2 separate regions of the Homo sapiens genome follow, and region 1 is linked to region 2. A link is a loop called in an ENCODE intact Hi-C map of the cell type or tissue named here. Cell type or tissue: right lobe of liver. All regions are shown on one strand. Each heading gives the region's core, and the rest is flanking DNA. Links, peaks and the distances in the headings are about the cores only. Region 1 has its middle 22 kb from the start of LINC00426. Region 2 overlaps LOC124903145 (a long non-coding RNA gene).

Region 1 (15,278 bases), core at 2,992-10,991, 61 kb after region 2:
AAATAAAAAATTTTCCAAAGACACATACTATATTAAAATAAGTCATCTTATATCCTTATTCTAAGGTTTATTCAGTAAACTTCTAAGGTTTATACAGGAATGACGTGGACTTGTAAACGGCCCCAGAGCTCAATCCTATTGGGCAACTGTGAGTTGGTGCCTGGGCCAGCGGCCTGGCTGACGCTTCTTGTTCATTCTTCTGCCTCAGCCAGTAGGTTTGGCTAGAATTCTAAGGCCTTAGACTTTGCCGGACTAGAAAAGGAAAGAGGAAAGGGAAGTAAATCGCCGCAGGGGTCAAACCTGCTTTCCTGTGCTCTTCTGAGCTGCTCTCGGCTCCTGCTCTGCAGAGCTAAAACCTCTAAGGAAGCCACTCTTTTATCATCTCCAAAAGATTACGGGATCATATAGTCTAGGCTGCAACTATACCATCTGCTTATGCCCTCGGAATTTTAAAAACGAGACCCATGTTTACAAATGTGAGCTGACATGTCACATTTGTGGAGAAATAACGAAGTAGCTGCCAGGCGGCAGCAAGATTCTTCATGTTCAGAAGCTCCTCCACGTAAAAGCAGGTTACGTCCTGAAAGATCATTCTTAAGTGCACTGTTTGTTAGTTCAGTTGCCTAGGAAGGGTTTAAGCTTTCAGCCCTCAGATTTCTTTCCACCAAACAGGCATGTTTTCAATTCACGCACATGCTCCTCCTCTGAACTGGTGAATGCACTCTCAGGCATGTTTTCCCCTAACAAATCCATTTTTTTCTACATTGAAAGTTCCGTTGGGACAGATAACATCTGCAAGTATTGTAAGAATCTCCTTAGCAGCTTCACAACCTCCACTCCGCTTTGAAGTCAGGCAAATTCAAAGGCGCCTTATATAGAGGAAATATCCGTGGCTTGAGGCAAACATTTCATCACTCCTAGGCTCGAAGTCTTCAAGCAAACAGCTGGCATTCTCCCGGACAGGGCTGGTAGACTCTGTGGATGTCTTGCCTTCAAGCCATGGCGCTTTAAATCCTTTGGGGTTTGTCTACTGTGTTTTCTATCCACTGCTGATGATTGTTGACTACAGAGGTAAGGCAGCTTTTATACATTACACAACTACCCTTTGTCCTTTAGAACCTTTCCTAATGTTGAATGACTCAGTCCATAACCAAGGGCAGCATTCGTTACTTTGTCACTGTTTTCTATTAAAACAACAACAACAACAACACTCTCTCATTTGTAATTGAATACATTAATAAACCCTTTCATGGGCATGATGGAGTTAAACGTGTTTGTAAAACACCTCAACACCCTGTACTAGCAAAGCAAACACACCTTAGACCAAGAGGCCTGCAGCCAAGAACCCTGATCCCAGTCCTTGGTGGTGACTGACCTTTCTCGGGAAAGCACAGCTTTGTTGACAATCATGGACGTTCTCAAGGAGATGGGCTCTGTACTTCCTATAAAAAGCAAGGAGTCCAGGTGTGGTGGCTCATGCCTGTAATCCCAGCACTTTGGGAGGCCGAGGCAGGAGGATCACTTGAGGCCAGGAGTTCCATACCAGCCTGGCCAACATGGCAAAACCCCATCTCTACTAAAAATACAAAAATTAGCTGGGTGTGGTGGTGCACACCTGTAATCCCAGCTACTTGGGAGGCTGAGAATTGCTTGAACCTGGGAGGCAGAGGTGGCAGTGAGCCAGGATCATGCCACTGCACTCCAGCCTGGGCAACAGAGCAAGACCCTGTCTCAAAAAAAAAAAAAAGCAAGGAGATTCTAAAGTTGATCTGCAGTGCACTGTCTCCAGATCAACAAACCTGGAGGCTGGCAAAGTTATCTGAAGAATTTGGGCAGAAATATATTTATCTGTATCATTAAAAAAAAAAAAACAGCCAAGTGCTGTGGCTCACGCCTGTAATCCCAGCACTTTGGGAGGCTAAGGCAGATGGATCGTTTGAACCCAGGAGTTCAAGACCAGACTGGGCAACATGGTGAAACCCCAGCTCTCCTAAAAATGCAAAAATTCAACCGGGCATGGTGATGTGCACCTGTAGTCCCAGCTACTCAGGAGTCTGAGGAGGGAAGATCACTTGAACCCGGGAAGCAGAGGTTGCAATGAGCCATGATCACGCCACTGCACTCCAGCCTGGGTGACAGAGGAAGACTGTTCCTCAAAGTAAAATAAAAATAAGAAAAATAATAAATCAAAGATTAGTTCAGAAATCTGCAAAGTAGGATACACTGGTTAAGCACTTACTATGTATCAAGTGCTTAACCAGTGTAACCTATTTTACATTGTGTAACCAATGCATGCATTGTCATTTAATTCTTTTCTTTCTTTCTTTCTTTCTTTCTTTCTTTTTTTTTTTTTTTTTGAGATGGAGTCTTGCTCTATTGCCTAGGCTTGAGTATAGCGGTGCAATCTCAGCTCACTGCAACCTCTGCCTTCCGGGATCAAGCAATTCCCCTGCCTCAGCCTCCCAAGTAGCTGAGAGTGTGTGCATGTGCCACCATGGCTGGCTAATTTTTTTGTGTTTTTAGTAGAGATAGGTTTTCGCCATGTTGGCCAGGCTGGTCTCAAACTCCTGACCTCAGGCAATCCTCCCACCTCAGCCTCCCAAAGTTCTGGGATTACAGGTGTGAGCCACTGCACCTGGCTGTAATTCTTAAAACACCTCTACTATATAGATATTAGTATTACATATTACAAATAGGGAAACTGAGGCATAGTTAAAGTAACTTGTGCAAAGTCACACGGCTAATTAGGGAGTAGGGATTCCAACCCAGTCTCTGACTACAGAACTCTCAACCACTACGTTGAAGTTTTCAGGCACCACCTGTCTCAGATTCACTCTGACCGTGGGGAAATGAGTATGCATCTACACTCAAAGGTATTGTTACCTTTTTTCCTCACAATACTGTCGTCCAAGAGAATTAGCTCTGTGTCCAGTTTACAACTCTCCCACTCTGCGTCACCTTCCTATCAGCATATCAAAAACCACGCTACCTCCCAACTCTGCTTTAAGAATCTAAAGAACTGGATGCTGATGATGGCAAAGTCTGTTGATAGATCTCAAGCAGTGGCTCTCAATCAGGAGTGATTTTGGCCCGCAGGGGACATTCGGCTATTTTTGATCATCACAACTTAGGTGGGAGTGGGGAGGGGAGCTACCTGGTAGCAGCCAGGGATGTTGCAAAACATCCTATAATGCACAGGTAGCTCTCCCACCCACCCATCAGTCTGGCCCAAAATGTCAATAGTGTTGAGGTTGAAAAACTCTGAGCTAAAAAAATCAGTAATGCTCGTTAGCCCTCGTCCACAGCCCGGCCCGGAATGAAGCATGGCTAGCATGGCGGACACCAGTCAAGAAATGGTATCAGATGGGTTAGCTCTTCTGCAAGGGGAGATGCTGATGCTTGCACTTGGGCTTCTTCCAGCCAGCTAATTAACACATCTACAGATTGCCTGAACTGACAGCCTCCTTTCCCCCAGACAAACAGCATGCTGATAAGCCTTTCCAAAATCAAAATACTGTCCTGACAAACTAAGGGAGTGATTCAGCAAGGTGAGTCTTTCTGCTGCGCGTGAGGCAAAGGCATAGGACCTAGTCTAGAGGCAGTCAATGGGGTGGCATGCCCAGAGTGAAGGGCATGCCCAGAGTGAAGTATGGCATTAGTAAGGGCAAGGGGGCATCGGCAGAGAAAGTCAGGAAAGATCATTACCATCCAATGGGGAGGAGTGGAACTTTAAAACTGGTCAGGGAATCCTGTTGGCTTCACTCGCTTATTATTTTAGCAGGCAATGAGATCATGGTCTGCAAGAACAGAGCTAAAGAGCTGGGAGCTATAACCACATACTGCTGCAAATAAAGTCAGCTCCAGTATGGAAAGGAACACAAGGCATGGGCTGCATTTGATTCACCCAAGGTTCAAGGTCAGAGTTGTGCCATGAAGGCACCAGTGGAGTTGGGGGGAGGCAGACACACCTGGTTTTGAACTCCAGCTTTGAAATACTTCCACCATGTGTAGGCAGAAAACAATTTCTCTGAGACTTCATTTCCCATCTGTAGAGCAGGAGAAATAATAAGAGTCACTATGCAGGGCTGTCCTGAGAAGCAAAGGGTGTGATACGTGTAATCCAGCGCTTGGATAGGGGGCTGTGCACAAAATTAGTCTGGAACAAGAGCCAAGTCGTCCCTCCTGCTCCCCTCCTCCCTTTCCTTGCACATGGTTTTCCCGGGTGCCTGGCTGACAGAGGAACTGTTCCTGGGGCTGAGTCCTGCGATCCCAATAGAGGCTTTTTATTAAGTAGAATTTACACTGACAACCTATTCCATACGATATGTCCAGAGAGCAAGCTCACCTTAAACAAGCATATTCAACTTTTCTAGAGCCCAGAAAATCACTTTTTGAAATACTTATTATGAACCTGGGGTCCCTAGAAGAAGATTTACCATGAAGTTAATGAAAATGAAACTTCAGGCTTCTCACTTCACCCGTCCCGCAGGGAGGCTCAAGCCAGGGCCCCAGCAGCCTATGCATATGGTCACTCACTGTTATAAACTCTGCAATGGTAAGATGTTTAGTTGCTTCAGATCACTGCCTCTTTCCACCTTGACTTCCATTTGGCCACATTTCCTCTCCTTTTGGGTGGCTTTGGAATGGCCATGGGCATTTTGGGGACCTAGCAAAAGAACCCAAGTTAGAGCTACCTTTAGTTTTGGGTTGATTATGATATACTGATACAGTCAATTTCTTTCTTTCTTTTGAGACAGGGTATCGCTCTATCACCGGACTGAAGTGCAGTGGTGTGATCAGGGCTCACTGCAGCCTAGACCTCCTGGGGGCAAGCAATCCTCCTGTCTCAGTCTCCCAAGTAGCTGGGACTATAGGCACATACCACCACACCCAATTAATTTTTGGATTTTTTTTGTAGAGACTGGGTTTGGCCATGTTGCCCAGGCTGGTCTCAAACTCCTGGGTTCAATCAATCTGCCCAACTCAGTCTCTCAAAGTGCTGGGATTACAGGTACGAGCCACTGCTCCTGGTTGATGCAGTCACTTTCGTATAGCCAAGCTACTGCTTAGAAAAGGTTTCTGGGGATATTCCTACGTTCCGACTTAGCTGGCATGGAGTCGTAAAGGCTCAGACTCAAGCATCATATCATGATATGTGCATGTCCCCAGAGCAAGGGGGGGAAACAAGATGTGAAATAGGGTCCTACAAGAGTCTGGGGCAAAGCTTTCCAATCATCAAACTTGTACAATTGTAGGTACACTTAAACGGATCACTGGTCAAGATGAAAGTTCTCACCTTTCAGGAACATAAGAGGCCATCAATGAATATCTGCCCCAAAATGTGGGATAGAAAGGATTTTAGAGATATGTTAGTCAGTTAATTATATGTTTTTCTAAATTTAGTGATACTTTAATACCTAATTTTGTATGTTTGAATTTATATTCTCTTCCTTCCAAATTACATAAGCTTCAGGACCTACGAAACCTAGATTCACCCCTTTGGCTCACATGCTCTTATTTTAGCTTTTTTTTTTTTTTTTTGAGACGGGGTCCCACTCTGTCACCCAGGCTAGAGTGCAGTGGCGCAATCTCAGCTCACTGCAACCTCTGCCACCCGGGTTTGAGCAATTATCTTGCCTCAGCCTCCCGAGTAGCTAGGATTACAGGCACACACCACCATGCCCAGATAATTTTTTTTGTATTTTTAGTAGAGATGGGGCTTCACCATGTTGGCCAGGCTGGTCTCGAACTCCTGATCTCAGCCTCCTAAAGTGCTGAGATTACAGGCGTATTTTAGCTTTTTGAAGAGGGTAGGATGGAGAAAAAGATGAAGAGGGAGAAAACCAAACTTCCTAACTAAATTTTGTGAAATAATTATATTTCAGTGACACAGTGAAATTCTTTGTATGGTTGTTCTTTCTGAAAAGAGCGAAATGAAATAGGATTGAGAATCCTGACTATACCAATAGATTTTCTTTTAAGGCTGCGTCTGTTCTGCAGTGTTTGGGTAAAGCACTTTCTGTGCATTGTGAAATAAAACACGCCTAGATTGTTAAAAAAAAAAAAAAAAGGCTGTCAATTTTCCGTTAAAGCCTTTTATCTGTACTTTACCCCTTCCCTCCAGCAGATTCTAAACTCTTCATTCACACCCACTATTGTCACTTCCACACTAAATTAAACAAACTCAGTTCGATCACTGCAGTTTTTGGAAGCACAAAGTAACACTATACAAGTTAGAGAAAGTGAAAGAACTTCTTTCTAAATTCAAACGGCTGAACAAGGAAACATTCAGGTAGGCAGAGTCCTTGCAGTTTCTGTTCTTACCACAGAAAAACTTAAAGAAGCCACATTCTGGATGTTGTTTTTCATGTTAACAAAAAGTCCAGACGGACCCCATAGCTCACAGTGCTTCTTCTCACCCCTCGCCCCTCCCCAAACTCCATCGACCCAGAAGCATTAATTTCATAAGGAAGAGAAAACTTGGCTTTCTACTAAATTCAGCTCTGAATTCAGCCCTCCATTTCCCAAGGGCTAGGACCCAGAGCCAAGTCAGCCCGCCCCTCCCTCTCGCTCCCAGACCTGAGCTGCGGATGCTGCAGCCCAGCACTCCTCCAGGTTTGGAAAAGGCGGCTACGCTGGGCAAGTTTGGAAAGTTCTGGGAGAAGAGCGAAAGGAGGGAGTGTGTGTTGGCTCTTTTCCTTTCCTTGGAAAGCACTTAACAAGAATGACACCCTACCCCCACATCAAATGCCTTCTCTTGCAGTCCTGGTTGTTTTATAAAAACTGAGTTCGTGTCTTTAATGCCAGGATTTTCTTCCTGGTAGTAAGCATTGGCTAATGATTGCCAGTCGGCTTCTGCGTCTGTGTGCCATGTGACCTGGACACGTGACTTGGAGCCGGCTGTGGTTGTTACTTGTATTTGAATAAGAAGATCAAGCTTATTATTGCAGTAAAAGCCTGTGGGACTTGTCTGTGCAACGTGATTCCCCAGGCGGGTTACACAACGCACCGTACAGCCTCGTCTTCCAGAGGCTCCAGTTGTTTCGTAAGGTAAAACAAACACGATTTTATATTTTCCAAAGTGAAAGTCCATTTTCCCCCTGGAAAGTGTCTGATGATCCTGGAAAAAGATGAAGCCTAGTTTCTCCAAACCCTGTTAGTCCCCTTGGTACAGTAAGGTAGAACTACTGCCCAGCACACAATTAGAGAAAAAAAAACAAATCCAGTCTCCTTTTCAAATAAAGATTTAGGATTGACGTTAGAGAAAAAAACATCCAGTCTCCTTTTCAAATAAAGATTTAGGATTGATGTTAGAGAAAAAAACAGATCCAGTCTCCTTTTCAAATAAAGATTTAGGATTGATGTTAGAGAAAAAAACAGATCCAGTCTCCTTTTCAAATAAAGATTTAGGATTGATGTTAGAGAAAAAAACAGATCCAGTCTCCTTTTCAAATAAAGATTTAGGATTGACGTTACCTTTTACTATTTCCCCTTCTCCCTTCCTAAAAAGTCTTCAAGATATGCTCTTATCTACCTATAAAGAATTTACACTAAAAATGACGTTTTTAAATTTAAAATTTAAATGGCACGTTCATTTTGCGATTTTTTTCCCTTAGATTTCTACAACATTAATAGTTAAATTTTTATTGTCCACATACCCTGTAAAAGAGACATCAGAAGGATTCATCTTTTTGTAGGTGAGAAGAGCTGGATGTTCCCTTCAGGTTAGGATGTATGCGTGCATATATATATGCAAATATATGCAGATTTACCCCAGGAGGGCTTTTCCACGACCAAGAAGGTGACATCTTTACCATGCATGTTTTAATACTTTCCCCACCCCAATGCTGAAGAAGCCCTGCTATAATTTGCTTTCTTCTGCCTCTAAGGGTGATGACTCAACTACAGAGGCAAGATCAGGGAGGAACAATAGCTTTGGTTATCTCTAATGAGCGATCCAATAACCATCAAACCAGTGAGTTCTCTCAGCCCAAGGCTGGCGCCTCTGTGTGGAACCGCAAAGGGCACTTTTCTTTCTTTCTTTTTTTTTTTTTTTTAACTTTTATTTTAGGTTCAGGGGTACATGTGCAGGTTTGTTACACCGGCAAACTCATGTCACAGGGGTTTGTTGTACAGATTATTTCGTCATGCAGGTACTAAGCCTAGGACCAATTAAACATTAACTCTCCATTTTCCATTCCCCTACCCGCTGGTAACCACCATTCTGCTGTTGTCTCTAGACACTCATATAACTAGAGTCACATAGTATTTGTCCTTATGTGACTGACTTATTTCACTTAACATAATGTCTTAAAGATTCATCCATGTTGAAGCATATGTCAGAATATCCTTCCTTTTTTAAGGCTGGATAATATTCCATTGTATGTATACCACATTTTATCTATTCATCCATCCATGGACACTCGGGTTGCTTCTATCTTTTGGCCATTGTGAAGGATGCTGCTGTGAACCTGGGTATACAATTATCTGCATGAGTTCCTTTCAATTATTTCCTTTCAATTCCTTTCAATAGAAGTCATGCTTTCAGTTACTTTGGATAAATATCCAAAAGTAGGATTGGTGGATATATGGTAATTCTGTTTAATTTTTTCGAGGACCCACCGTACCGCTTTCCATAGAGGCTGTGCCATTTGTTTTTTCTAGAGATGGGTCTCCCTTTGTAGCTCAGGCTGGAGTGCAGCGGTGAAATCAAAGCTCACTGTCACCTCGAACTCCTGGGCTCAAGGAATCCACCCACCTCAGCCTCTCCCCGAGTAGCTGGGGCTACAGGTGTATGCCATCATACTTGGCAAAAAAATAAAAAATAATTTGTAGAGATGGATCTCACCATCTTGCCTAGGCTGGTCTGAAACTCCTGGGCTCAAGCAATCCCACCTGAGACTCCCAAAGTGCTGGGATTATAGGCATGAGCCACCACGTCTGGCTGAGGCTGTGCCATTCTGACCCTGTTGGTGGTTCAGGTCTTTGTAAGAGGTGAGCTTGAAAAAGACATAAATTTTATTCTTTGATTTTCTAAAGACTCACTAATGCTGGACATGGTACCTTGTTTCTGCCTTAGGCTCTCCTTCTACAGAGGGAAGATGGCCGTTACTATCTCTCTCAGGAAAACAAGGAACTATGGCAAGTGTTGTTGAGATAGGCTGGGAGAAATTTAGTTCAAAATATGGTATATGGCCGGGCGTGGTGGCTCACGCCTATAATCCCAGCACTTTGGGAAGCCGAGGCAGACTGATCACCTGAGGTCAGGAGTTCGAGACCAGCCTGGCCAACATAGTGAAACACCATCTCTACTAAAAATAAAAAAATAAAAAAAAAAATAGCCGGGTGTGGTGGTGCACACCGTAGTCCCAGCTACTTGGGAGGCTGAGGCAGGAGAATCACTTGAACCCGGGAGGCGGAGGTTGCAGTGAGCTGAGATTGCACCACTGCACTCCAGCCTGGGTGACAAAGTGAGACTCCGTCTCAAAAAAAAAAAAAAATACAGTATACCCTCATCCTAAGTTTTGGGGTCAGAGACTGTGCTGTCCCTTCCTCCATCATGAACTGTGCCCCTCTTTCCAATGCATAGGTCAAGGTTAGGGATGGCCATAGGGCCACTTTTGGGGGCCTAAGTTCTGATATCTGCATTGCTCACCAGACATGTATGTCAAGGACCTTCTCTGAGACAATGCTGCTTTTATAAAATACCATCCTTAGCCAGCAGACATATCTTGCCTGCATTTCTGACTTCTGTTTCAGCTCACCATCTTCCTTTTCCTTTGGTGTGGGCTACACGTCTAGAGGGAAGAGAAGCCATTGAATGTCTGTCAAAATCCAGCCAAGATTTCACTAAGAATATGCTAGCTGTATCCTTTCTCTCAGTCTCCCCCTTCCTGACCTCCTGGCCAGCGCTGACTCAGGATAGCAGAGGCTCTGCCAATTTCAGGGCACGCTTTTGCTCTCTGTTCAGTCACAGACCCACGTTAGGCCCTGTCAAAGCAGGAGAGGCCCTACACCTCTCTCATGAGGCACATAAGCAGTATTGGCATGCTGTTCTTTGGAAGGTTCCCCACAACTGTCCCTCGGCCCTCTGGCACTTTGGACAGGCTGGCCTTTTGGGCATTACCTGCCAGAGTCTCCGGAGTGTCCTCTGAGACTGGCTATGGGGAAACAGGGAAGGGGAAGGTGCTGGCGCTCATGCTGGAATAGTGCAATGTTTTGATCAAAGTTCACAGAGTGATCACTCCAGAGTAGCTGTGCTGTGTTTTTAGTCATGCTGACAGCAGCGAAGTGGCCTCTACACAAAGCCTTCTCTTGGTGCAGGATCAGAAACAGGGCTGGAGGGGGAGAACTCCTCGGTGCCGACTTACAAGGTCCCTAAGAAACAAGATCCCACCCGTATCTCCCAACAAAGGTTCAACTCTTGTTTCTGAAGCATGTGCTGCTAAATTAATTAGTCCTTAGTGGCCAGGAGAGAAGGGCCCTTGGTCATTGTAGCCATGCGGGTAATGCCCCACTGTCCCCACTCTCCCAGCCCCATCAGAGTAATACCCTACTACCCCCACTCTCCCAGCCCCATCAGGCCCCAGGGCTTGGCCTCTTGGAGGTGACTTACCCCTCTGGAGTGAGGCTCCATGAGGGCAGGGCCCCCTCTCTCTTAATCACTCTTGCATCCCTGACACCTGCAATCGTGCCCTGCAGAGAAAACATTCAATCAATATTTGTGGAATGAGTGAATCCATCACTGCAATTTTCTGTCCTGGGCTGGAGAATGGGCTTGCCTTCTCTTTAGAAGACAGTAACTGATGGCCTCGATGGAAAAGAGACAGATTCTCTCTATGTTGCCCAGGCTGGTCTTGAACTCCTGGGCTCAAGTGATCCTCCCACATTGGTCTCCCAAAGTGTTGGGATTACAGGCATGAGCCACCACGCCTGGCCTCACCTATTAAGAAACAGATTTTGCAGTAGGTTATGGGAAATTCTAGATGGAGTATTAGCACAGGAGCTGGGCTTGATGGGATATGAAGGAAAAAGGTCCCAGGAAGCATGATAGGAGAAAATGAGACAGCAAGTTTCAGATGTTCTCTGCCTTGATTTTATGACAACATACAATAGAATAGGGCATGTTACAAGAAACCATAAAGAATATTCCAAACGTTTTTTTTCTTTTGAGACGGAGTTTTCACTCTTGTTGCCCAGGGTGGCTTACAGTGGTGTGATCTTGGCTCACTGCAACCTCCGCCTCCAGAGTTCAAGTGATTCTCCTGCCTCAGCCTCCTGAGTAGCTGGGATGACAGGTGCACACCACTACGCCCAGCTAATTTTTTTGTATTTTTAGTAGAGATGGGGTGTCACCATGTTGACCAGGCTGGTCTCAAACTCCTGATCTCAGGTGATCTGCCCACCTCAGCCTCCCAAAGTGCTGGGATTACAGGCGTGAGCCACCACGCCCGGTCAAGAATATTTCACACTTATATAAAGCATGTACTAAATAACTCTAAGTAAATAGGATCCATAACTTGTTAGCTTGAATGCAAGGTAAAAATAAAATACAAATAAATAAAACAAAATAAATAAACAGGGTATTTTGAGTTGCTAGAAAAGAAAGAAAACCCTCATTTGGAAAAACCACAGGCCTCCTTGGAAGAAGTTAAGCTGGTGGTTAGGATGGGATCAAATTGTTGTCTTTATTAACAGCTGACAGTTGCTGTGAGTAAAACTCTGATCAACCCATAAACCCAAAAGCAGATCAGATGTGGGAGAGTTCTCCTTCAGCTTTCCAGCAAACTTGTCTCCTGCTTCAACCAAGTCAGACCTGGGCTGAGCCTGCAATGAAGAGCCTCAGGTCAGAGTCCAAAAAGTCATTAGGAAAAACATATGAATGGTAAAGCCACAAATAAAGATACCACCTAACTTCTCTACCTAGTGCCTCATGTAATTGTCAGGCTACAGGAAAGAGCGCTTACTTAACTCTGCGCTTGGCACTTGACAAATGTTTATTGGCTACCATTATTATTGTCATTATTGTTATACTGATGTGCCACAGATATAGCCATTAACTTTCCAAGTCCCAAATTAGAAACCTCTGGTGTAAAATTTGTTGGGTGCAGTGGCTCATGCCTGTAATCCCAACACTTTGGGAGGCTGAGGTGGGTGGATCACAAGGTCAAGAGATGGAGACCATCCTGGTTAACATGGTGAAACCCTGTCTCTACTAAAAATACAAACATTAGCCAGGCATGGTGGCGGGCGCCTGTAGTCCTAGCTACTCAGGAGGCTGAGGCAGGAGAATCACTTGAATCCAGGAGGCGGAGGTTGCAGTGAGCCAAGATCGTGCCACAGAGCGAGACTCGGTCTCAAAAAAAAAAAAAGTGTACATATACTCAGAGAACAAGATAGGCTACTTTGATCCAAGACTATCTAGAAAATTTCAGGCTGTGTGTAGCCCTTTTCATGGGCTCACTGTTGACAACCACTCCAGCCTAGTTGTGAAACTTACCCAAGTTCGTGTATTTTTGAGGGTACACAGGGTAGTGGTTCATCCAGCAAATCTAAATCCCAGTTGTTGCATTCAATTCAATTCAAACCACACATTGAGTACCTAAATGTAAAATATTGAGCAGGGTGCTCCGAGGAATAGAAAAATGAAAAAGATGGCCCTGTCACTCAGACGCTCAAATCGTCAAGTCGTGGGGAGGCTACCAGGCACAGGTACACAAATAACTCTAATTCAAGGCAGACAGCCCCAAGTGACACACAGAAGTATAAAAAGAAAATGCACTGGGAATGTGATGGCCTGAGGGATTAATTCCTGCAGGGGACAGGGGAGGAAATGGGAAGGGCTGCCCTCATGCTGAGTGCTGGGACTGGGGGAGATCAGCTTCATGATTAGTTACTGACAGCACCTGACCTACCGGGCTTTGGGGGGCAGTTTAAAGTATTTACACTTCATTTGGGCCCAGAAAGAAAATGAGTGCTCTCCATCCAAAACTGGAGGATAAAACTCCACAGCTAGAGAGCTTGGCTGAGGTCTCAAAGAGACGGGCCGAAACCCAGGCAAGAGAAGGATCGTGGCCTGAGCTTAGGTCCGCACGCTGCCCACGTTTCTATTCATCTCCGCAATTACAGACCTTTCAGGCGCCTTTCTCCACACTGCAAATGGACCTGTCCTTGAACAAACTAATTAATGCTAATGTGTTAGGAGAGGTTAATAGATTGTAGGCCTGCAAGCCCCTCGAGGCAGATACTTGGATTTGATGGTAGAATTTCATTGCACGGAGTGGTGAGAGACTCGTTTTAAGCAGTTTCCGTTCTCATCTCATATGAAGGAGGCCATCTCCTTTGCTTGCATGCAGAGCTGTCTCCGAGTGGGAAATTCTCCCCAGCATGGCTGTGTCCTATGCAGCCACTAGCATAAAAGCATTCCTCCACCCCTTTAAAAGGCAGGCAAGCTGGGCACAGTGGCCTGTGCCTGCAGTCCCTGCTACTCGAGAGGCTGAGACAGAAGAATCATTTGACTGCCCGAGTTTGAGAACTGCCTGCGCAACATGGTAAGACCCTTGTCTCCACAAAAAAAAAAAAAAAAAACAGTCAGGCATACAATGTTGTTGGGGCACAGAGGTAGCCATGAGAAAATCTACAAATGAAAGACCCCACACAGTGGGCCTAGCCCTACTCATGATCCCACTTCTTCAACGTAAGAGACTAGCACCTTTCTCCACTACAGTCATGGCCAAGTTTAACTAATGAGTTGGGAGCTACTTGGGGGCCCTTTTGACACCACCAGAGCCGACAGAGATGCTCACAGCACTGAAATATGGAGAGTTTGAAGAATGTAGGACAAACCAGGAGAGCGATAATGGCCATGGGACAGGGTAGCTGGCTTCAGAAGTAGATTTGGAGCATTTTCAGCTCAGCTTGTTCCAGGCCTTCAATATTCACCAAGTAATCTGACTTGAGTTGTTTCCCAAATAGGCTCCTCTACCAGAAAGAATTATTCATTCATTGAACAAATATATTGATCCCCTACTATCAGCCAGAATGATTGAATATAGTTTAGTGGGAGGGGTAGATAAAACCATGCTGGGAGGCCTCCGTGTGGTCCGTACTGCATTTGAGGGAAGCCCAGGGTGTGAAGGGCCGTGGCACAGACATCCCATCCAGAAGGTGGGTGGGGAACACTGCTCCTGGGAGATGACTGAATATTGAAGGAAGAATATATTAATATTATAATTCAAGAGATGAAGTGAAAGAAGGCATCCCAGAATAATGGATCCATATGGATGAAAGATTTGGAGGGGTCTCCTGCCTTAAATGATGACATTGAATTTCCTCTGTGTCTTGAAGGTTTGGCTGCATGAGTTGGTTATCATCCCAGGACCACCTCATCCATCCTAGAACCACTAAATCTCAAACTTGCAGGCTAGAAGTAGGAAACCAATCCTTGGAAGTCCAAAATGTAGCCATGACTTGCCTTTGACCCCATCTGGAGTAAAGAGGTGCAGGCTGCCTGGTATAGCTGCAGAATAGGGAGTGGCCAGTGCTTGGGCCAGAAAGGAAGGCGAGGACCAATTACAAAAGGCCCCCTAGGCCATGCCGGCAAGTTGCCACAGGTCTCCTAAGCACAGATGTGTCTGTTTAGCAACTTGTTCATTATCAACTTGATGCAGGAGGGCCATGTTTAAGCCTAAATAGACATTGTTGAAAGTGGTGATTTGCCAACCATTCTTGACCCCCACACTTATAGAATAGTGAATCGGGAGGCAGTTGGGGGAGGATACTAGTACTAAAACCCCCTAGAAATGATAGATGGCTGCCCCTCACCTCATCAGCTTTCATCTAAATTAATGGAAAATGGCTTCTCACTCCCATTGTCTCTTAAAATGACGCGTTGGCTCCCTTATGTACCTAAGGTTGGAATCCCAGATGGGGAGGTGATATATCTCAGGTCGTGTTCAAGGGAGGAACTTGCTTCTCAAGTCTCAACTCCAAGATAAACATGCTGTTACTGCCATGCACTTAGCTTCCAAAAACACAGCCATGAGGAAAATGCTTCATGCAATGTGACGCCGGAGGTATAATTAAACTTCAAAAGGGTATCAATTGCATCATGTTCAGGAAAAATGTAGAAAAATAAAAGCGGTACTGAAAGAAACCCTAAAACACCCCACCACCTACATTTATCTTTGGGAGAAGGAAAATAAACTGAGGTGATCTCCTGGGGCACCAGATTTGCTCAAGTAGGGCTTCCGTTAACGTTGCACTGGAAAAGGGAGTTT
Region 2 (15,278 bases), core at 2,924-10,923:
ATTATGCCTTACTCAGTTTTGTGTCTCCAGGGAACTGCACAGTGATAGACATGTGGAGGCACTCATAGAGATATAGGTTGTAAGTAAGTGAATGCATGCACCCATGGCTGAATAAATGAACCGTGTGACTGATACAATTCTGCAAATACAGCAGATGCCCAAGTGGGTCTCTTAGCTCTGACAGCAGGCAAAGGTGGTGGTGATCCAGTGGCCTAGAGAGGGCAGGGTGCCAATGGAGGGCTCCAGTCTGGTAACAGGAAGGCAGGAGAATTGGGCCACAGCAGGCACCTCATCCCCCTGCCCCCCTGCCCCATGGATTGGCACGAGCAGTCCATCTCTAGGCTGAGCAGAAGGAAGGAAATCACAGCAGAAAACATAGTCCTGGTGAGATGCTCTAAAGTCAATATTCGAACGAAAACATCACTCCTCTACAGTGTTTCCTGTTCCATGAGATGCTCCTTCAAATAATGTCCCCTCCTCAAACACGTTTAAAAAACACTCTAGGCTGTGTCTCCTTCTTAAAGATGCACAATACATATTTGCTTATTAAATCCTCTGGAAAGCCGCAGAGTAAAGAAATGTTTAATTTTTTAATATATAGTTGAGGTAGAATGAACATATGCACAGGTCTTGTATTCAACTCAATAATATTTGAGAGTTTAATGCTCAGTTTACTGCTACCCAAAACAAGATGTAGAATATTTCCATCACCCCAGAAAGTTTCTCCATGCCCGATTCCAGCCAACCCACTGTCCGCACTCAGAGACAACCACTGTCTTACCGCTCATCAGCATCATCTGCCTTTGCTTGTTCTTGGACTATGCCACATGTATTTTTGTGTGGCTTGCTTCTTTTGCTCAGTGTGAAGATATTTTAGTTGTGTCAATGCTGTTGTGTATATTAGTAGTTCTTTTTTTCATTGTTGAGTTGTATTGCATTGTGTATGTAAATAAGTGTGATAGATTATATACATCTATATTGTAATATATAGAGAGATTATATATATATATATATATACACACATATCTCATAATTTGTTTATCCATTATCCTGTTGATGGATATTTGGGTGGTTTCCAAGTTTTGACTATAATGAGTAAGGCTGGTATGAACATTCTTATGTAAGTCTTTTTGTAGACATATGTTTTCATTTTTCTTGGGTAAACATGTAGAAGTGAAATTGCTGGACCATAGGGTATATATGTTCAATGTTATAAAAACTGCCAAACAGCTCTCCAAAGTGGTTGCACCTGTTTAACTTTTTAAACTTAGTATTTCCTTTGTTCATTTGACCACAGAGCCCCACAGATCTGTAAAATGAGCAGGTTGGACCAGACAGCTTTTAAGATTCTTTCCAGCTTTATGCAGTGATAGAGGCCAAGGCATTCAGGAGTGGAGTTGATCAAGGTCAGGATTTGTCTTCTTTCATAAATCGTGTAGGCAAGAGCAAATGACACGAAACCCAGAATAACCAAATGTTGGGAGTAGGAAGATAGAAAACATTGCTGAGTCCAGGGAGTGGAGAAGAGGTAATAACTAGCAGGTAGTCACCTGGACAGAGGCATGAAAGAGGAAATATTTAAGCCAGAAGGAATCTGAGGTAGAAACAATTAAAGCAGAAACCACGGTATACAGAAGACTCCGGCAGTGTTTAAGAAGTTTCTTTGGCCCAGGGGCATCAATAATGATAAGACATTCAGAAAACTCTTCAAGACCACTGTTTTCAAAAAAGGGGGAGTTGCAGAGAGGATTTGGGGCACAACTGAAAATAAGGTACAGTAAAACTATTCATTTTCATTCAATTTATTAGGAATTTAAGTTTTAAATGACATATTACTGTTGGGATATAATTATCTGTGGATCTCTTGCATTTCTGTATTTTTTTTGTTTTTGTTTTTGTTTTTGTTTTTGTTTTTGTTTTTGTTTTGAGGGAGGGTCTTGCTCTATCACTCAGGCTGGAGTGTAGTGGCGAGATCTCGGCTCAGGGAAACTTCCACCTTCCCGGTTCAAGCGATCCTCCCACCTCAGCCTCCTGAGTAGCTGGGATTACAGGCACGCACCACCATGCCCTGCTAAATTTTGTATTGTTTGTTTGTTTGTTTTAGTAGAGACTGGGTTTCACCATGTTGCCCAGGCTGTTCTTGAACTCATGGGCTCAAGTGATCCACCTGCCTCAGCCTCCCAAAGTGCTGAGATTACAGGTGTGAGCCACCATGCCGGGCTGCATTTCTGTATATTTTGAGTAGAAACACTGCCTGTCCTTTGCTCTGGCCTATCTTTTGAAGGATGTTTCTGTAGTGAACAAACTTGAAAACAGAGATCATATGTACCTTGGGAGCAAAGGGTAGGTTTGCCTACATCCTTGGAAGATAGAGATAATAAGTAATCCTGAAATCAAGGGCGTGCATGCTTACTGCCCTTTGTTCAGGTCCCCTAAGCTCAGAATTCCTGTCCTAAAATGCAACCCACTGCATTTGCATGTATAATCTGACCCTCTTCAATCACTCTTTTGAGACGTGGGGAGCCAGTATAAATTCTTTTTTTTTTTTTTTTTTGAGACGGAGTCTCGCTCTGTCGCCCCGGCTGGAGTGCAGTGGCGGGATCTCGGCTCACTGCAAGCTCCGCCTCCCGGGTTCACGCCATTCTCCTGCCTCAGCCTCCCAAGTAGCTGGGACTACAGGCGTCCGCCACTACGCCCGGCTAATTTTTTGTATTTTTAGTAGAGACGGGGTTTCACCGTTTTAGCCGGGATGGTCTCGATCTCCTGACCTCGTGATCCGCCCGCCTCGGCCTCCCAAAGTGCTGGGATTACAGGCGTGAGCCACCGCGCCCGGCCGCCAGTATAAATTCTTTAAAGCACGCTGACAGTTTATCTACTGCTATGGCTGCAGATAATAAACCATCTCCCTGACTCAACAGTCTCACGTCTTTTCCCACTATCCATGAAACTAACTTGGAATAGCTAACTTGTTAGCTTGCAAGTGGGGTAAAATCTCAACCCCTTCAAAGTTCTTGACAATTACATATGAATTCTTGAATAAAAGCAAAAGTTCTTCCTTCACACAATTCCAAAGTCTAATTTGTCAACAAAAGGAATTCTAAAATCAGGAGGTTTCTTTTTTAAAACAGAGGTTCAAGAAATTAAAGATTTCTCAACATGTTGTTCATTTTTAAACCTAACAGCTCTGGAGCAAGTATTTTCCTGCACTTTTTCAAAAGTTATTGTGCTTGTCCCAAAAAGATACTCCCTTTATTCCAGGAACCGACACAATAAAACATCTCTCAGATGCTTGGAGGATCAAACTCAGTCTCAGTTGCTGAGATCACTAGTACGGCCCAAGGGCATGGGCCTTCTGTGCTTCTTCAATTTCAAAGGTTGGCTGGCTCACTGCCCCAGCCCGCCCCATGGAAACCCTGAGCAAGGCACATCTCCTGCGTGGTTTCTGAAAGGCAGAAGATAAATGTCTATCCACAGCGAAAACAGTAGAAGAGCCCTTCAGCACATCTCTGGCCAGAAAGCTGAGGGTTGGTGGCAGGGCGCCCACACATTCAACTTGCCAGTAACAGTCCAGGGTCTTGTTGTTCTGCATTTGCACAGAAATTTAGACAGTCATGGAAGTCAAAGAATGCAGATGACACTGTAGTTCCAACCCCACAGCCCATGTGTCACCTCCTTTGTTTCAGTCACTTCATGGATGTCATCTTTTGAAAATGATCTAAGTCACATGAAGGCTTCCCAGCCACTCCTAGCTTCACATAATTGTATCCTTTTCTAAAATCCTGACCTTCCCTTAACCCATTTCTCTGCAGTGCCAGCATCTCACCAGTCTCCGAAAAGCAATCCCCTTTCTATTCTGAATCAGTGATCCTCTTCTTCATCAGAACTGATTCTTACCTTCAACCATTAAATCAGATGATTTCTTGAGATTCCTTCCAGATACAGTATCAGTCAATGTCCCCCACTCACTTATTCACTCTCCTTAGAATACATATATATTCAGAAAAAAAAAATGACATTGATCCTATCTATCTTCCCTCCTCTTCAAATACAGGTTCCTAAAGTGTCCAGTTTACAAGTCAATTCACTGCTGGATAATTTAATATGTGGCTTACTCTCTATATGCCATAGAGGCAGTGTGCTTAATAAGGTCCCTAAAGACCTCATTTTCAATGCATTGAGCATCTCCCCTCTCTCCTCCTCATTCTCTCTTATCCTAAGGGTGTGTGTGTGTGTGTGCATTGCACACGGTATTGTCTCAATTGTGTCCCCCCAACAATTCATGTTGCATCCCTAATCCCCAAGGTGACTGTATTTGGAGATAGGGCCTTTAAGGTGGTAACTAAGTTTAAATGAGATCATAAGGGTGGGGCCCGAATCCCACAGGACTGGTGTCCTTAGGAGAAGGGACACCAGAGAGCTGTCTTTCTCTGCACATGTGAGCACACACACAGAGGAAAGGCCATGTGAGGACAAGGCGAGAAGGCACCGTCAGGCAAGCCAGGAAGAGAGGCCTCACCAGAAACAAAATTTACTGGCACCTTGATATTGGACTTCTAGTCTACAGAACAGTGAGAAAATAAATTTCTGTTGTTTTAAGCCACCTGGTCAGTGATATTTTTTATGACAGCGAGAGCTGACTAATGCAGCGTGCATGCCCTTTATTGGTTCTTAACCTTTTTATGCCTAGTAAACTATTAAAAGGTAGTAAGCCTAGCAGACTGCATACAATATGCATTCTATTCTGTGTAGTATAGTCTACATAGTATGCAAAGCACACATAACATATTAGATAATTATAGAATGACAGGGCTAGAAGGAAAGGTCACTGTTAACAGCAGAGTGCAGGCTATTTGCAGAAAAAAGGAACAGAGAGCAAATGCATGAGTTGTCTTATTTATATTTCAAATAAGCTCTTCTTTCAGCTAACATGCTTATACCTTGTTTACTCACCATTAGTAGCCATTGATAAATATAACCATTTTAAATTTACATGCACAATTACATTTTGCAAAAAGGTCAACCTTAGTATTTTCATACAGTACCACCTGGTGTGGAGGAGGAAAGTGTGACTTAAGCTAATGTTTAATGCAAAAAGAGGGATGATTCATTAATGGCTCTTATTTCATGTTTCGGACATTGATTGGAGATTTTTGCTTAAGAACCAACCATTTTGAGGCAATTGGGAAAGTTTGAACATGGGTTCAGTCTTAAATAATATTAAAGAATTATTAATTTTGTTAGGTATGATAATGATATTGAGGTTATGAAAGAAAATGGAGAAACAGAACTACTTAGTGGAAAAGAAGAAAGAGGAAGAGAGGAAGAAAAAGAAAAAGGAAGAGGAGAAAAAAGGTGTAACTATAGCAAAATGTTGAGAACTTAAATGGGGGAAGAGCCCATGAGGTTTATTATATGATGTGTGTCTACTTTTGTGTAAGTTTGAAAATCTTCAATATCAACTGCTTTTAGCCAGGTACAGTGGTGCAAACCTGTAGTCCCAGCTACTCGGGAGGCTGAGGTGGGTGGATCACTTGAGCCCGGGGGTTTGAGACCAGCCTGACAACATAATGAGATCCTAACTCTGTCAGAAAAAATAAACAAACAAAAACGGCAAATATTCACTGAATGTCTGAAGCAGGAGTCCATCAGCTGCCTGCCATCAAGGGTAGATGGAAGGTTTGTGAGGCCTCAAGCTTTTACCATTTGGGGAGCCCTCCTTCAGAAAAATGATGAATGCACAATTCCCTTGGGAGGGGCCTGCTCTGGTGACAGGCTCACACACTTGCATTTCATCAGTTCCATAGTAAATCCACCTCTGTCAGCCATGGGTATGGCTTGGTTAGCCCAGTGATTCTTCCTTTTTCAGCTTTTTCTTTTCTTTTTATTATGAACATTTCAAACATAACCAAAAGTTAGAGCGTTTAAGACAATGATCTTTTATGCGTCTGTCATCCAGCTTCCACAACCATGAGTCCTTGGCTAGCTAGTCTTAATTCATCTGTAATGAATTAACCAGCCATTCCCCTCCATCCATACTGTGTTATTTTAAAGCAAATCCCTAATATCATTTTATCTCTAAAATATTTCAGTATGCATCCTTAAAAGATAAGGACTCTTTCAAAAAACATATCACAATATCATTATGACACCTAAAAAAAAACATAATTTCTCAGTCAGGCCAGTGTTTAAAATATATATTAGATTGTCCAGGAGTGAATTGACTTGTAAACTGGACACTTTAGGAACTTATATTTGAAGAGGAGTGGAGATAGATAAGGTCAATGTCCGTTTTTAAATTTCTTTAATTGCCTCAAATATTTTTCTACAGTTTGTTCAGATCAGGAACCAAATAAAATATATATCACAACTGGTTGATATCTCTGTTAAACATCTTTTAATCTATGGGCTTGTCTTCCACATTTGTTAGATTCCTGGCAATGTATTTGTTGAGGAAACTGGGTCATTTTGTCCTGTAGGGTTTCCCACAGTCTGGTTCTTGCTAATTGCATTTCTGTGGTATCATTTAACATGTTCCTCTCCTTTATGTCCTGTAAATTGGTGGTTATATCTAGAAGCTTGATTGGATTCAGGGTTGATTTTTTGACAAATTCATCAAAGGTGTGTACTTCTATGAAGGCACAAGATAAATGGTTGCTTTTTTTTTTTTTTTCAGGTGAGTAGCCACTGCTGATCATTACTTTGACCCATTATTTCCCAATTTTTTTTTTTTTTAGATGTGAGTTCTGTCAGGCAGGGGCAGGGATTGCGTACATTGTAGGGTGCTCACCTGGCTGGCTCCCAAGGCACTGGACTGTCAGAGGATCAGGGGTAGGGACAGCATGGACAAAGGGGACAAGAAGCCAGACTTGTCCTAAATGAGTTCATAGCATGGTCGGAGACACAGGACGTAAACACGGGGAAATAACAAAGATATGTCATAAAGCCGTGCAAATAACTTAGGTAGCGATCCTTCTGGGAGCGCAGAGGACAAGAGAGCAATCCACTTGGGTAGTCGGGGAAGGACTTTAGCCCAGACACTGACTTTCTCCAACGAAACACAATATCGTGTCTGGATGCCCAGTTACCAGTTGGCGTCCACCCTGGGCTTCCTGTTGCAAAACATCCAATCGATTTCTCCTCCACTGTGCATGTTGGACCAAAGGCTGCACAGCCAAGATTCTGACTCCCTCCTGGTTACATGCCCCCTTGTGGTAAAACCACAAATTACAACAGATTTTCCAACCATGAAGATGGGGACAGCCATCAAACATTATCAGCAGGGTGGAGGTGTGGAAAGAAGAGCATCTGTAGCGGGTCCATTCTGTGTCCGGCACAGAGCTGGGCACATCTGTGTGTGTTAGCGCATTCTTACCTCCCAGAGCCCGGTAATCGACCAACATTTGTGGCCGATGCTACTAGGCACGGACCCAGTATCTGCATTCACCTTCTTCCTTTCTGACAAATCCCAATTTTGTTCACGGTGGCAAAGTGCCCCCTAATGCTTGTCTGATCAGACTGGTAGCTAAGATGCTGGCCAGGGGGTTCTAGCTGGAAGTTGGCTGGAGATTTCTGGGAATGGCTTTGCTTTCCTAGTATAGGAGCTTCCCCTTTTTCCCTTCCTGCCTGGAATGCAGAGTTAGGTGGGAGGTAGAGCAGCCATCGTGTGGCCACGAAGAGGCCAGTGTGAAGACAAAAGCTTCACTTCGAGAAAGCAGCAGGAAGAAAGAAGCAACCTGAGTCACAGATGTTCCCAGCACCCCCCAAAATGCCTACCTCTGGACTTCCTGAGAAGTGTGAGAAAAAGACCTTACTTGGGTCCACCACCGTAGTCAGCTTTCTATTATACACAGCATAAACAGAATCTGTCTGATCGTTATCATCATGGTAGTTCGACTGATGTACTAAGATATGGATGTTCAGGTCGCTTAAGAAACTCCCTCAACTGGCCGGGTGCGGGGCTCACGCCTGTAATCCCAGCATTTCAGGAGGTCGAGGCAGGTGGATCAACTGAGGTCAGGAGTTCGAGATCAGCCTGGCCAACATGGTGAACCGTCTCTACTAAAAATACAAAAAAGTAACCAGGCATGGTGGCATGCAACCGTAATCCCAGCTACTTGGCAGGCTGAGGCAGGAGAATCACTTGAGCCCAGGAGGCAGAGGCTGCAGTGAGTCAAGATCATGCCACTGCACTCCAGCCTGGGCAACAGAGTGAGACTCTGTCTCAAAAAAAAAAAAAAAAAAAAAATATATATATATATATATATAAAGAAATTTGTGTAAATATATATGTACGTGTGTGTGTGTGTGTGTGTGTGTGTATATATATATATATTTCCTCAAATTCACACCACCACAATAGGGCACAGCTGGGGCTCAACACCACTTCCCATCAGCTTCTTCACCACCACCCCTCCCCTGCCACCTGATGACAACATATATGCACCTTCTTCTGTTTCATGATACCTCTCACCTGGCAAGCCAGAAGGCTCTTTCTCGGGGGACTGGAGTCATCACACTCTTCTGCCCACCAGAGCCCAGGCTGCTGGCAATGAAGACATCATTCCTTCCTTCCCAGGCCAGTCCTCTTGAACACAGAGCAGTGGCAGCTGCTGGAAATCCCTTCTCCCCTCCAGTGCCTCCACTGCCTGCCCTTTCTACCACCTTGCCCATGTTTGGTCATATCCAGAACACCCCTGTTAAAATAGAGCCATCTTGCTCAGCAGTTCCCCGCAGGTGTTCCACAAAACCCTAGTCCCAAGGGAAGTGACTTTGTATGGCTGGATTTAACTAAGACTAAGATGCACAAGCTTTCACATTTTAATGTCTCTGAAATTAGGATGTTTGTTACAATTGACGTATATTATCAGCAGCCATTTTCCCATGCTTTAACCGATCAGAAATCATATCTCACAGACATTGGCCTCTTAGCTCTATTAGAATGGTGCTTGAAAATAAAGGAGTTCCATGGTGAAATACGTTTGGAAAATAATGGAACAAACTAAATCAATAAACCTTTGCAATGCAGATCTTCTCAAAGCCTTTAACATGCTAAAGTGCCACTCCAAGAGATTTGCTAGGATTATTTGGCCATGGAATTCTCCTTTTTGTAGAGTGCCTCATAGTACTAGTGTTATATGGAATGCAAATTAAGAAACTTAGCTATTATATTCTGGGATAATTGACCAGATTTGCCAACCAACTAGCTGTCTTCTGGAAGAAAGCTCCAAGAAAGCTGCAGAAGACCTAACATGAGAAGCTGACAAGTCTGAAGCGTAGCCCTTTAGTGGAAAGGTCAGAGGCCTCACGGAGGCACTACCACCTGCTGAGTCACTGGAAAACACAGCAGATACCTTCGGGGGAATAATGAAAAGTGAAACGTGCAATGTTGTTAAGTTTCTCCCACTTGACTCTTTATTGGCAGCCAAGCCTACATGCCTTCATCCAGCCCAAAGAAACAAGAGTATGACTAGGGCCGTGCCTTCTTAATGCTTAGATACTATGTCTGACCTCCAGAACCTACAACGACATCATTGGTCTCCCAGATACAAACACATCTTATATGACCCTGGTAATGCTGAAAGGGGAGAGCATTCATAGAGAATTTGTAGTGCTGCTTAAACTCTCCAGGTGATTCCAATATTCAGACAAAATTGAGGCCCATAGTTAAGGCTCTGACTTGATGAAGCAGCGTTTAAATTGTGACAGCTGGGGAAAGATATGTTTCATTGTTTTGGTCATCCCAGCCCTAGGTGACAAAGGCCAAAATGGTAGTGATAGTGAAAATGGAGATAGAGATGGAGATAAGAAATGTTTTAGGGATACAATCTCTGAGGAGAGATTCAGAATAACTCAGGTTTTGAGAAGTTTGGCAGAATGACATACCATGAAGAAACGGGACAGTGAGGAGCAGAGGCCAGGATTTTGAAGGGAAGATGGTTATTTGAGTTTCTACATTGTGCTCTAGCCTTTAGAAGGATGTCCTAGTAGAAATGTCCAGAAGGCAGTTGGAGATGTCGGCTGGATTTTAGAGGGCAGAGCTAAACATTTGGAAGTGATCTGTATCCTGGTTATGTTTGAAGCTTTGGGAGTTTAAAGATTGTCTTCCCTGCAATGCGATACTGTTTGGAATACCACACATTTATAACTGCTGGACTCAGCGTGAAGGATGTGAAGTTCCCGTTCTGCTTCTGCCACTTACCAGTGTGTGACCTCAAACATGACACTCTGCCTTCTCAGCCTCAGTTTCCTTAACTAGAAAGCAGATGTAATCATACCAACCTCGCTGGGCATTTGTGAATATTAGTTGAGAAAATCCTTGTCAAGTGCTTGGCATAATGCCTGGTGCTGAACATGGCCTCCAGCCTTGTCAAGTCTCTCTAACGTCCCTCGCCCCACCCCACGCAACTCCCAAGCAGGCCGTGATTGATAGAAGTCCACTTCTCTTCTGTGCCAAGAGTGACTCTAGCAAAAACAAGCAATCAATTTGCACTCATCTCAATGGTATGTGTAGATCAGATCTTGGCAGACCAATTTAATTTTCTTTGATGGTAGATAGGCCATGTAGATAAAGAATGAGCAAGAGATGTAATCTCTTTGTGCTGGAATCTGACCTTAGATTCCATCACAAATGACTTTTCATCAATTAGATAGAAGGAAATAAGAGAGACTCTCTTCTGTCTTAAGTGCAGGCACAAAGAGCTGAATAATATCACCCAAAAGGCAGCCTATCGATGACTCAGCCTCCACCTAGGGACATCCTCTGTGACCTTACTCATGTCAGAGAGGACCCCATACTGAACATCTCTCTCTTTACACCAACAATGTCTTAACCAAGAATGTCCTAATTAAGGTCAGATGACACCAAGTTGTCAAGCATCCGTCTAAGGTAGGAATAGAGCCAAAATAGCATTAACTGACAGTTCATAAAGAGTGAGGTGCAATAGGAACAAGTTTAACATTAAAAAAAACTATGTAGACAAAAAGAAGAATATATGTTGGCTCGTTCACTAAACTAGTAACCAGTGTCACCCAGAGTTGTAGCCAGATAAGGAATGCTCAAGAATAGCCGGGTACCTGGACACCCCTGATAAATTTAACTCATATCAGAGAAGGCAACAGGAAGGCAGAGGAAAAGGGAAGGAGAGACAGAATGAGAAAGAGATCAGGGAAGAGAAGATAGGGAATTGCAATGTTGCTGTTGTTTTTGTTTATGTTGAGAGTGGAAGATGCTAGTCCATTGGAATTCACGTTCACTTATATGGGCAACAAATAATTTATTGAGCATGCAGTGTGTGCCAAGCACTGTAACCAGTGCTAGGGATATAGCAGTGAGTGGAACATTCAGGATCCTGCCCTCATGCGGTCTTCTTCCTCTACCCAACTTCCAAGTGTTGAGGAGCCCATTACGAGTCCTTAGATGGCTTCTCGTTTCCATCTGCACCCACCGTTCGTATGATCTCATCCACTACCACAGCTTTCCATACCATTCATCTGTGACTCCTTGCAGATTCAGACTTCCATCCCATCTTCAAGTGGCCAGTTATCTAGTTGTCCTCTCAACAAACCACAACCTTCGTCCATTCAAAGCAGAATCTTGATTCTTCCCTCCCCCTGCCCAAACCTCTTCTTTCTCCCATCTCTCCCACCTCCACACATGGCACCAAACACAGCCAAAACAGGGGAGTTGTCCTGGACTCCCACATCCCACGTTCTGTTGATTCTAATTTTCCAGAATTCGAATTGCATCCCACAGCCAAAAAACAGCAGTTTCTTCTTAATTATTTTGCATTCTAAAGATTGCTGCAAACAGGACTAGAGAAGACACCCCCGTCGTCCTTCGCTGTACCCCCTTCCTGCCCTCCAACTGTGACCTTGGCTGAACCAGCCCTACCACTATCAAGCCAACAAGAAGACTGCAGAAAGAGAGGGGTTTTGGGGGGTTTATTGCCTTGGGAGCAAGGACTAAGCACTCACGAGGAACGTTACTGCCTCCCTCACTCTGGGGAAAGTAAAGAGATGAATCCCAAAGTGATGAGAGGCTCGAAAGCCAGGGTCAGCAAACTTTTTCTGTGAAGGGCCAGATGGCAAATACTTTAGGATTTGCTGTCATACAGTGCCCGTCACAACTACTCAGTACTGCCATTGTAGCGTGAAGGCAGCCGCAGACAGTAGCGAATGAGACAGAAATAAATGAGCAAGGCTGTCTTCCAGTAAGACTTTATTTATGGACACTTACATTTGAATTTCATGTGATTTTTCACATATCACGAAATAGTATTCTTCTCTTGATTTTTTTTTCAACTACTTAAAATAGGTAAAAACTATTCTTAGCTCACGGGTTAAACAAAAACAGGCAGCAGGCCAGTCCTGGCCACTGGCCATACTTTGCCAACTCTTAATCCAGGAGAGCCACTCACAGACAATGCAGGGCCAGAAAGGGACAGTGACATCTCACTTCCCAGTAGACCCCTGATAAGCTGCAGAACTGCAGGCCCCTTCTGGAATGGAGCTAAGGGCGATGAGAACATTGTGTGTTCTCTGGAGGCTGGGGACACAGGGAGCCTATGGCCGGGGCCTGCCACTTAGCTGGAAGCTTCTGAAGGCAGGATGACTCAGTGGAGCAGGCCCTGATGCAAGAGGAACAGGACTCATTTGCACTCAACTATCTCTCAAAAATATTATAAAGCTGTGTCTCCTAAACTTCAGCTCTCTCTGCAGTAAATTTAAACTGTTGCGACATTGTTGCGGGTGATTTACTGGGGTGGTAAGCTTTTGCATGTTTTTTGGGAGGTTCCTTTTAAATTTCTACTACCATTGCTATCATTTTTAAGGAGTTATTCAGATGACAGAATGTTAAGCGCTGATAGTGGCTAACAAGGGAGGCTGCAGAAAGTCTATGCTGGGATCTTTAAAACCGTGATCAACTGCCATCTGTTTTGGGAGTTTTAAAGTGAGCCCAGCATGCATCAGGAGGCTAGGTGGGTCACCACTTAAGTCTCCTCCATCTTCCTAATTCCAAGATACGAGAGGAAACAGATGTGCGTTGGGGAGAGTAATGAGAAAGAGCAACTCTGCTTTCCTTTTCTCCAACAACAGAAACAGTGAATATTAACTCCCCAAATCCCTGTGTAACACTCACTGAGTACCCAGCCAAAGAAGTTTCCTTTGAAATTGAATCTGTCTGTCTAAGAGGGTCTACAAAGCCTGCATTTTAACTCTGAAATAATTCCAGTTACTTGAGCTGCTGTTGCTGCTAAAAGATGTTTGAAGAGGAGGAGGAAAAGCCATCTCGATATGACAAGGATTTGTCACTTGCTGCAAAGAAGGCACGGGATTTTTTTTTTTTCCCTGTAAAAGGGGTAGTCAGAGTTGGGAGCTTGTCCCTGTCTTCTTGGCCGAGATTCCTAGAGGAAACACAAATAGACTTTTTCAGGTCACAGGTTTCTCTGCATCAGGTGGTCCGGAGTCTCGCTCAGTTTCTATAAATCAGGCCGTTTCTCTCCAACTTATGAGTCTCCTAGCACTGGACATTCTGGAAATCCAAATGAAATTGACAAATTCGGTTGATGTCATAGCAAATTCAATGCACCTTGCTCTCTTCAGGCTGATTTCAAATCACTGGATTGAGAAGAGCTAAAATCTAGCTTTTGTTTTTAAAAATTAGACTGTATAAACTGATTTTAAAAAAATAACACAGGAATAGATATTATGTAAGATTTTCTATTCCCCGCACCCCCCGCCCCCCACCCCGCCACCAGATTTTTGTGGCCATCACCTTTTCGTGACCAATTTTATTCCCACAGTGCAAGCAGAGGGTTTGCAGTTTTGTGATGCCTTTTCGTTTTTTAGTGCCACATCATTATCAATCAAGATGTCCAGATAAATTACTTAACAGAGAGGCAGTAGAGGCGCTGCTCACATAACCACCCAGCTGAGAAAGCCTTCCTTCACTCACTCTCTTCTGTCCTGGACAGACTCATGTGGTTTACAGTTGCTCTCATTTCCATTTATCAGAAACAGATTTGCAAATGTTTTCTTTTAAGCTGGTGTCCCTTCTCTCCATTGTAATCTCAATAAGTATGAAAAGAGAAATATAGAAAATGAGCAGCATTGCTTTTTATCTCATCACCACTCACTGAGCACCTACTGCATACTCGCCTCCAAGCAGGCGTCCCCTCCCTAACAACAGCACAAGCAGGCATTATTCATCCATTTTCACAGCTACGTAAACTAAGCTGTAGAAGTTCAATAACTTGCCCGGGCTCATACTTCTGGTATGAAGTGGAGCCTGGCTTCCAGCCCAGCTCTGTCTGCCTCCAGCGCCTTTCTCTGCACTGTTCAGCAATGCCTGGCTACAGAACACGGCCAGTGTGGCCAAGCATTTTCCATGACTGTCCCTGGAGCACATTAATTCACCTCCTGAAGTGAACCTCTTTGGGAAGATGAGCCTTTTCCAAAATCAATACTTTTCATTGTAGTTAAGCAATTATGACCTAAAAGAAAATTTTCACCATGATACTGAAAGCCACCAGCTTCACATAAACACCAAACGTGCTGTAACTGAGGAGGTAAGGGGCGAGTCCTTGTCACACATTTCTTGGAGGTCAGGTCAATCCACCTGTGAGCCCAAAATTATGCTGGCAGAAGGAAGAAGCGAGATGATTTTTAATTGTTATGAAGTGTGCTGGTAACTTAAGTTGTTCTGTATTTCCATCCTTGTTTTGAAACCAAGCTGAAGCTCTCTCTGTCTCTCTGTCTCTCTGCTTTCCCTACAAATTGGACAAGAGTTTCTTCTTGGCTTCCATATGACATCAGGTCTTTCCTAAATAAAAGCAATCAATGCAGGAAAAAAAAAAATTCAAAGATAGGATGCCACTCTCTTTCACAACGATTAGTAGTTTTATATTTCCTTCCAGTCTTGTTGATGTGGATTTAACTAGTACATATTTTTAAATGCTAAAAATTGTATGTATTTCTTTTTATACCTCACATTATATCATAAACATATATGTTTCTATATAACCTTTATATGACTAATTACATCATAAACATATTTGCATGTTTCTATATAACCTTTACGAATTTAACAACTGTATAATATTCCTTCAAGTTGATATACCCCAGTTTCTTAAACTATTTCTCTTCTGTTAAGTGTTTGTAGTGTTTCCCTAATATAAGTAATGTTTTGTTTTCACCTAGGTCTTAGAAAAAAAAATAAGTACTGTTAATAAACTTTTTTGGTGTATATACCCTTTTCCCTTTCACTGGAATTTTTATTT

Evidence for each region. Peaks named below come from ENCODE experiments on the same cell type or tissue, not always from the same donor. Only the 100,000 strongest peaks of a DNase experiment are listed, where the experiment ranks them.
Region 1: a loop joins it to region 2, with 6 times the contacts of the local background. A loop is called at or near these places in 19 of 110 quality-filtered maps.

What each region holds. Positions count from the first base shown.
Region 1 is chr13:30,388,733-30,404,010 of GRCh38, forward strand. No RefSeq gene overlaps it. Among named protein-coding and RNA genes, the nearest start is that of LINC00426, 22 kb to the left of the region's middle. In right lobe of liver, for the core only: no CTCF peak of the experiment used is centred there; DNase peaks (open chromatin) are centred at 6,919 and 10,089; H3K4me3 peaks cover 2,545 bases; H3K27ac peaks cover 4,993 bases.
Region 2 is chr13:30,328,066-30,343,343 of GRCh38, forward strand. The region is part of intron 1 of LOC124903145 (a long non-coding RNA gene); the gene reads left to right. It overlaps LINC00426 (long intergenic non-protein coding RNA 426), which reads right to left. Exons shown (of 5, transcript NR_024464.2): 5 at 12,201-13,403. Among named protein-coding and RNA genes, the nearest start is that of LINC00427, 16 kb to the left of the region's middle. RefSeq lists an enhancer at 9,810-11,009. In right lobe of liver, for the core only: a CTCF peak has its summit at 7,197 (motif pointing left); DNase peaks (open chromatin) are centred at 6,806 and 7,106; H3K4me3 peaks cover 355 bases; H3K27ac peaks cover 736 bases.